2 separate regions of the Homo sapiens genome follow, and region 1 is linked to region 2. Evidence: read pairs that join two places in POLR2A ChIA-PET (ENCODE). Cell type or tissue: PC-9. All regions are shown on one strand.

The links. ChIA-PET counts read pairs that join two places held together with the same protein. Peaks named below come from ENCODE experiments on the same cell type or tissue, not always from the same donor. Only the 100,000 strongest peaks of a DNase experiment are listed, where the experiment ranks them.
Region 1: POLR2A ChIA-PET joins it to region 2 with 12 read pairs; 12 of 35 experiments call an interaction of 5 or more read pairs at or near these places.

The regions. Positions count from the first base shown.
Region 1 is chr17:72,546,661-72,550,660 of GRCh38, forward strand. All of the region lies in intron 1 of LINC00673 (long intergenic non-protein coding RNA 673), which reads right to left. Among named protein-coding and RNA genes, the nearest start is that of LINC00673, 44 kb to the right of the region's middle. In PC-9, no CTCF peak of the experiment used is centred here; no DNase peak of the experiment used is centred here.
Region 2 is chr17:72,714,221-72,718,220 of GRCh38, forward strand. All of the region lies in intron 7 of SLC39A11 (solute carrier family 39 member 11), which reads right to left. Among named protein-coding and RNA genes, the nearest start is that of LINC00511, 76 kb to the left of the region's middle. In PC-9, no CTCF peak of the experiment used is centred here; DNase peaks (open chromatin) are centred at 2,141 and 3,631; H3K4me3 peaks cover 1,507 bases; H3K27ac peaks cover 2,758 bases.

The DNA of each region.
Region 1 (4,000 bases), 170 kb before region 2:
TTGACCGCACGATCTGCCCGCCTTGGCCTCCCAAAGTGCTGGGATTACAGGCATAAGCCACTGCACCCGGCCTTTTTTTTTTTTTTTTTTGTCTTGAGACAGGGTCTCGCTCTGTCACCTAGACTGGAGTGCATTGGTGTAATCTCAGCTCACTGCAACTTCTGCCTCCCAGGTTCAAGTGATCCTCCCACCTCAGCCTCCCTAGTAGCTGGGACCACAAGTGTGCACCATCATGCCTAATTTTTGTATTTTTAGTAGAGATGGGGTTTCACCATGTTGGCCAGGTTGATCTCGAACTCCTGACCTCAAGTGATCCTCCCGCCTTGGCCTCCCAAAGTGCTGGGATTACAGGTGTGAGCCACCGCACCCAGCCGAGAAATAAATTTCTGTTATGTATAAACCACCCAGGGACTTTGTTGTCACAGCCCAAATAGCCCAAGAGAGAAATCTTCCCCGAGATCCTCCCTGAGGATGCCAAGGCTGTGAATATTCTTTCTCGGTATTTTGGAATTTGTCAATGTCTAAACTTGCTGGAACTATATCATGGCCTAGGATGCATTCACAGAACTACATTTGATGCTTGTGGACACACATTTTTCTTTTTGGGCTCCTGCCTTCATAAAAGTATTTTTAAATTATATTTTATGACTGCGTTGGTATAAAGACAATATAATGATAATCCGGGCTGGATACATTATTATATATTCTTTATTATTATATTTATTTTTTCTTCCAATTTTAAAGGAAATTAAAACATTTTCATAGGCCCCTAAGTGTTGTGGGCTTGGACACTGTACCCTGCCCAGGTAAGATCACTCGTGGGTAAGAACATGAGGTTCTCACCCGTAAGGCAGGATTTTTATAGAAGGAAGGTAGGTCTTTCAACCTATGTCCTCCTTCTGTTCCACAAAGTGGAAAGCCACAAGCCCTACAAAAGCCTTGCAAGTCCCAGAGGCTGCAGCCGTATTTATTCTTCAGGCCAAGACTCTCAGGACAGAGAGCACCCATGCACCCCGCAGGCTGCAGGCCATCTCCCTGCATTTGGGACTGTCCTGAGGATGGCGGCTTCATTTTTGTCCCTCCTACCTCTGAGTACTCCCCATTCCTTATGTGAAGCTGAGCCTTAACCCGCACCCACTGTATTAGTCCGTTTTCAGGCAGCTGATAAAGACACACCCAAGACTGGGCAATTTACAAAAGAAAGAGGTTTAATGGACTCACAGTTCCACGTGGCTGGGGAGGCCTCACAATCATGGTGGAAGGCTAAAGGCACGTCTCACAGGGTGGCAGATAAGACAATGCGAGCCAAGCGAAAGGGGTTTCCCCTTATAAAACTATCAGATCTTGTGAGACTTATTCACTACCATAAGAACAATATGGGGGAACCACCCCCATGATTCAATTATCTCCAACTGGGTCCCTCCCACAATGCGGGGGAATTATGGGAGCTACAATTTGAGATGAGATTTGGGTGGGGACACAGCCAAACCATATCACCCTTCGAATGTAATAATCCATGAAAATATCTGCCTCCCCCTCCAGCAGAAGCTGAGCCTGAGACAGAGGATTCCCTTTCGATTCATCTCTCTACCTCCCAAGGCCCAGCACATCACTCTAGAAGGGAATTAAATATTTACCACATATTCATTATGACAACCGTCCATTCTAAGTAACTTTACACATGAGGATCCAATGAGCCAACGTAGAGGATTTTAGCACCACAGCCTCAGAAGAGAGCGCTTTTATTTAGTCCCCCCCCAAGAAATAGGTGTTATTTTTTCCATTTCATGGATGACTTACATAATTTGCCCAGGGTCACTCAGGAAGTACATCTTGCTCAAGCCACATTTTTTATATGGCAAATACTAATTACTCCTATTTAAAAACAAACAGGCCAGGCACAATGGCTCACACTTGTAATCCCAACACTTTGGGAGGCTGAGGCTGGATGATCACTCAAGCCTGGAAGGTCGAGGCTGCAGTGAGGTATGATTACACCACTGCACTCCAGCCTGGGAGGCAAAGCAAGACCCTGTCTCAAAAAAAAAATAAAATAATAAAAATAAATTTAAAGCCATCAAAAGGTGAACCTTCAATGTCCAGTCTGGCTACAAAGCATTCCAGAAACGCAGGCACCAAGAGCCATCTATTCAATTGGCTCTGGCCTCAAGGAGTGAGGTGGTCCACAGTATGACCTATAAGGGCCTACAGACAAGGGTTCAGGTCATGGCTAAGGGTGGAATCCTGGAGCCAGGGGCCTGGGTTTGAATCCCAGTGCCACTACTCATTGGTGCTGTGGCCTTGAGAGCTGATTCAACTTCTCTCTACCTCAGTTTCTTCATCTGTAAAATGGGGCTAATATTGCCCACTTTTAACATTGTTGCAAGAATTCAATGAGTCAATACAAATGTAACTGGCAGCCTTCTAAGATGACCCCACTGGTCACCACCTCCTGGCATTCATGCCTTGTATACTCCTCTCCCCTGGAGTGTGGGCTCGACCTAGAAATTAACATGTAACACAGAGAGTAGGACAAATGTGATGAGCTACCACTTTCAAGACTGGCTTATAAAAGGCTGTGATTTCCATCTTGCTGGCCCCTCTTTTCTTTCTTTCTTTCTTTCTTTCTTTCTTTCTCTCTCTCTCTCTCTGACTTTGATGGTGTCTACTGCCACAAGGTGACCTGCCCTATAGAGAGGCCATATACCAGGAACTAGGGCCCCAATCCAATAGACTGCAAGGAACTAAACCTAGCCAACAGCCATTGAGTGAGCCTGGAAGTGGATCCTGCCCCACTAGAGCCTTCAGATGACTGCAGCCCCGGCCACCACCTTCACTGCAGCCTTAGGAGAGACCCCAGGCCAGCAACCCCAACTAAGCCACATCTAGATCCCTGCTCCACAGAAACTGTGAGCTAATAAATGTTGTTGTGAGTTGGTAAGTTCAGGAGTAATTTGTTACACAGCATTAGATAACACATACAACAAGTAAAGCACTAAGAATAGCACCTGGCACACAGCAGGCATTGAAATAGCTGCTGAATGAGTAAATAAAAAGGAAAACAGAACATTAAATTCTAAAGTGATGGCTTACTGCTTTGAATCTCTTTGCAATTAAGGTGGGGTATAAATTAATAACTCTATAAGTAATGACCTCTCCACCAGATCTGAACAACTCCCAACATTAGGACCAGCCTGCCTGGCTGCTTCCACCCTAGTTAGATTTTCAGCCTCTCTACGCTGCTACGGTAGCCTCTAACTGGTCTCCAGCCTTCTCCTCACTCCTCATCCCCAATCTTCTCTTACATACCGTGGGTAAGTAAATCTCTCCCAAATCCTCCTGTCCATAGCTTTGTTGGTGCCTCCTAAAACCAGCAACATCAAAGCCAAAACCATAACTCAGCATGGAGGGCTCTCCCAACACCACCCCCAATCCCTGCCTAGCCTTAAGCAGAAGCTGAGCCTAAGAATCTACTTTGTACACCAAATCTTCCCCCATAAACTACCATATGGCTGTGTAGATTCTAAGTCTCACTCTTCCCCTTGGCCTAGCAGATTCTCACCCACCCCTGCTGACCCTGTCACTGACACTGGCCCTTAAGTCTCTGAAATTAGGCAGGGCACCCCCAGGCTGCATCTCAAACTCCCCCCCTAGCTACTAGGGCTGTGGTCCTGTTCTCTGCATTCTGGCTCCTTTGCTCAGAACATCCCAAGCATCTCTATTTTTATGGGTACCCTAACCAGGACCCCCTCTAAATTTCTCTCCACCTCCTCCAATTAGCTTCAAGCCTTGTCCCACTGAGACAAGGAGGGCAATTCCTTACTCACGTCTGAGAGGTGGCTCCATGCCATTTTGTCCAGCAGGCCCTGAGGCATTTCCACTGTCGGCCAAGCCCTGACTGATCATCCCTAAACACTCTCCTAACCTCCTCAGCCCAGAAGTCCATGTGTCACCCTGGATAAGTGGCCTTATGCGATGCTATGACATCCATCCCTAAGGT
Region 2 (4,000 bases):
TGGTGCGCACCTGTACTCCCAGCTACTTGGGAGGCTGAGGCGGGAGGATCGCTTGAACCTGGGAGGCGGAGGTTGCAGTGAGCTGAGATCACGCCACTGCACTCCAGCCTGGGTAACAGAGTAAGGCTCTTTCTCTCTCTCTCAAAAAAAAAATTAATAAAAATAATAATAATTGCGGTTTTTGCCAATGAAATGGCAAAAACTGCAATTACTTTTGCACCAGGCTAATACTGTTCAATAATGGGTCGCCAAAAAAGGAAGGAAGCAGGTAAGAAGCGCAGCAGCCAAGTTCATAACCCTGCTGCTGACAGTGTCAACATCCACCTCCTGCTGAGTGCCTGCTACGCAACCAGTACCACCCAAGGGCTTTCCTTCCACTTTCATTTACCCCTTCAGGAAATCCCATTTACAGATGAGGAACCTGATCCTTAACAAGGAGAAAGAGCTTGAGTTTGCACACCGTGTCTGTGTTGAGCCTCCTTGGTAAAGACCAGAGAACACCACCTTTTTGTGATTATGGGGCTGTCCCCAAACCTGTCAGGAAGGCGGATGACATGGTCTGCAGCTGTTCACCTCCTGTGGACTGCCCTGTTTCAGATCTGGGTTCATGGAGTGTTTCACCTGCCTGGCTGAAGAAGGAACGTGGCCGTACTTGTGAAGCTAATAGTGAGAGGTTCATTTGTTTAAACAGCAGTTGGTGGAAAAGCATGGAATCAAGGATCTTTACACGTACATATTCAAAACCACTTCACCTCGCATCTTGCATCCATGTAGCCCCTTCACGCTCACAATTTTTCCTCTCGTGATGTCTATTCTCACTCAGGGCCAACTCCACGGGTGTGCGACCAGTGCAGCATCCCAGGGTCTGCACTCAGGAGGAGGTAAGGGTTGGCTGCATACATCTCATGCACCCAGCCACGAAAGGGGCCCCGGGAGCCCGCGAGAGGCTCTCTCCTCCAGGAAGTACCCCTCTGCCCAAGGGCACGATGTTACAAGGCAGATAAGATGCACCATGACTAAGTTCTTCAAAAAATTAAAAATCAAATTACCGAATGATTTAGCAATGCCTCTTCTGGCCATATACCCCAAAGAACCTCAAGTGGGGTCTTGAAGAGATATTCTTACATTCATGTTCACAAGCAGCACTATTCACAAGAGCTAAATGGTGAAACAGCCCAAGTGTTCATGGACAGACGAATGAACAAACAAAATGATGCATCCGTGCAACCTAATATTGTTCAGCCTTCAAAGGAAGAAAATTATGACACGTTACAACATGATGACCCCTGAGGACATTATGCTAAGTGAAATAGGACGGACACAAAGGGACAAATACTGTGTGATGCCACTTCTATGAGGTCCCTAGAGGAGTCACATTCATAGAGACAGAAAGAAAATGGCAGTTGCCAGGGGCTGGGGGGAGATAAGGAATGGGGAGTTAGTGCCTAATGATTAATGTATACATAACATACCATGTACCATCTTTTTTTATTTTTGATTTTTGGTGGAGTCTCGCTCTGTCACCCAGGCTGGAGTACAGTGCTGTGATCTTGGCTCCCTGCAGCCTCCGCCACCCGGGTTCAAGCGATTCTCGTGCCTCAGCCTCCTGAGTAGCTGGGATTACAGGCATGTGCCACCTGTAATTTTTGTATTTTGAGTAGAGACGTGGTTTCACCATGTTGGCCAGGCTGGACTCGAACTCTTGACTTCAAGTGATCCGCCCGCTTCAGCCTCCCAAAGTGTTGGGATTACAGACGTGAGCCACCGTGCCCGGCCAAAATGTACCATCTTGATCAATTTTTAAGTGCACAGACAGGTCATGGTAAGTGTGAAAAAATACCTAACTCCCGCCCTCGTTCTCCTCGCACCCTCCCTGACCCACCCCAAAAAGGCCCAAGGGAGCCCCCCTGCATTCCCAACCTGCAGGCATGAGGTCATACAAGCGGGGTGTTGGGCAGAGGCCCCTGGCAGATGGCAGGGTAGGGCCCCCAGCACTCCATTCTGGACAGAATGAAAACCTGACGACCTATCTGATGGAATTACACGGAAGAAAGGAAATTCGTCTTTTAAGAACAAGCGGGAGGCGGATGACTGAAGTCCCAAAGAATGCTGTGGTTGAACCTTTTTTTTTTTGTTGTTTGTTTTCTGGCACAGTCTGTCTCTATGACTGAGCTGAGTAACGTGTTTCCCGTGACAAAGGCCCCTTTCTTACGACAGTTTAATAGCTCCAATACGGGGGACAGCCCTGACTCTCCCATGGGCCAGCGTCTGAAGGCGGCCACAGAAAAAGGGAGGGAAAGCCGCCGCTCTTCTCCAAGTTGGTCCAGACTGAACTGAGAGAGTATAAGGAAAAAAAAAATCGGAAACTTTAACCCACTCCTGAAATAAAAAATAGAAGTTACCAAAGGGATGGGGAACACACATGCAGAGGCACAGAGAAGAATATGGATGAAAAAGTGGCCTCAGAGCCCGGTGTGGTGGCTCACGCCTGTAATCCCAGTACTTTGGGAAATCGAGGTGGGCGGATCACTTGAGGACAGGAGTTTGAGACCAACCTGGCCAACATGGTAAAACCCCATCTCTACAAAAAATACAAAAATTAGCTGGGCGTGGTGGCAGGTGCCTGTAATCCCAGCTACTCAGGAGGCTGAGGCATGAGAATTGCTTGAACTCAGGGGGTGGAGGTTACAGTGAGCCAAGACGATGCCACTGCACTCCACCCTGGGAAACAGAGGGAGACCCTGTCTCAAAAAAAAAAAAATATATATATATACACACACACACACACACACACACACACACACATATACACATATAAAATATATATACACATATATACATATATACACATATAAGTATATGTATATATGTATATACTTATATGTGTATGTATATATGTATATATGTATATACTTATATGTGTATATATATGTATATACATATATATAAAAATAAAAATTTTAAAAAATTTAAAAAGAGGAAAAAAAAGTGGCCTTGGGGCTTTGCGTCCAACTGTGAGAGGAAGTGGAGAAAGCTAAGAGAGGACCTCAGGGACAGAGAAGACGCCGATGGAGGTAGGGAGACCCGATGCCCTGGTTTCTTAACAGCTGCTGTGATGAAGTACCACAGGGATTTGTTCTCACAGCCCTGGAGGCCAGAAGTCCAAGATCAAGTTGTCCGCAGGGCTATGCTCCCCCTGAAGGCTCTAGGGGAGGATCCTCCCTCGGCTCTTCCAGCTTCTGGTGGCCCTGGCACTTGGTGGCATTCCCCAGCTTCTAGACACATGACTCTAGTCTCTGCCTCCACTACCACAAGGCCGTCTTCCCTCCACGTGTCCCTGTGTGGCCACGGGGCACTGTCCTCTCCGCATGTGTCATCCCTCCTTGTTTTATAAGGGTACCCAGTCATGTTGGACTTAGGCCCACCCTAATCCAGTACGAGCTGATCTTAACTAATTACATCTGCAAAGATCCTACCGCCAAATAAGGTTACAGTCACAGGTCCTGGGGATTAAGACTTCCATACCTTTCTGGGGTGCATGACTTCAGCATCGCTCCTTATTCTGGAACTTACAGGACAGGTCACTCTTGCTCTGTAGCTCTCCCTCGGAGTGACCCTGCACATCGGCTGTCTAGGAGGTGAGGCTGGAGAAGTGAGTCATGACCGCAAGGCCACCAGATCACCTCAGTACCACCTGTCTGGAGTTTTCCCTTCTTTCCCCCTTCCTGCCCCCGGTATCTCACTGCTGGGCGGCACTGGCAAGGGTTATGGTTCTTACCAAAGTAACACTCATCTGGAGCAACACTCAAAACCATCTTTAACAGAAATATTTGCTTCCAGTTAACACCGAATACAAAATCTCTATCTGTCCCTCACTGTGGATTTTTTACCTAGGCTTGCATTTCGTAATGAGCCAAATGAGGTTTGATTTTAAAGAAGCATCTGGGCTGAGGGCAGCAGCTCATGCCTGTAATCTCAGCATTTGGGGAGGCTGAGGCGG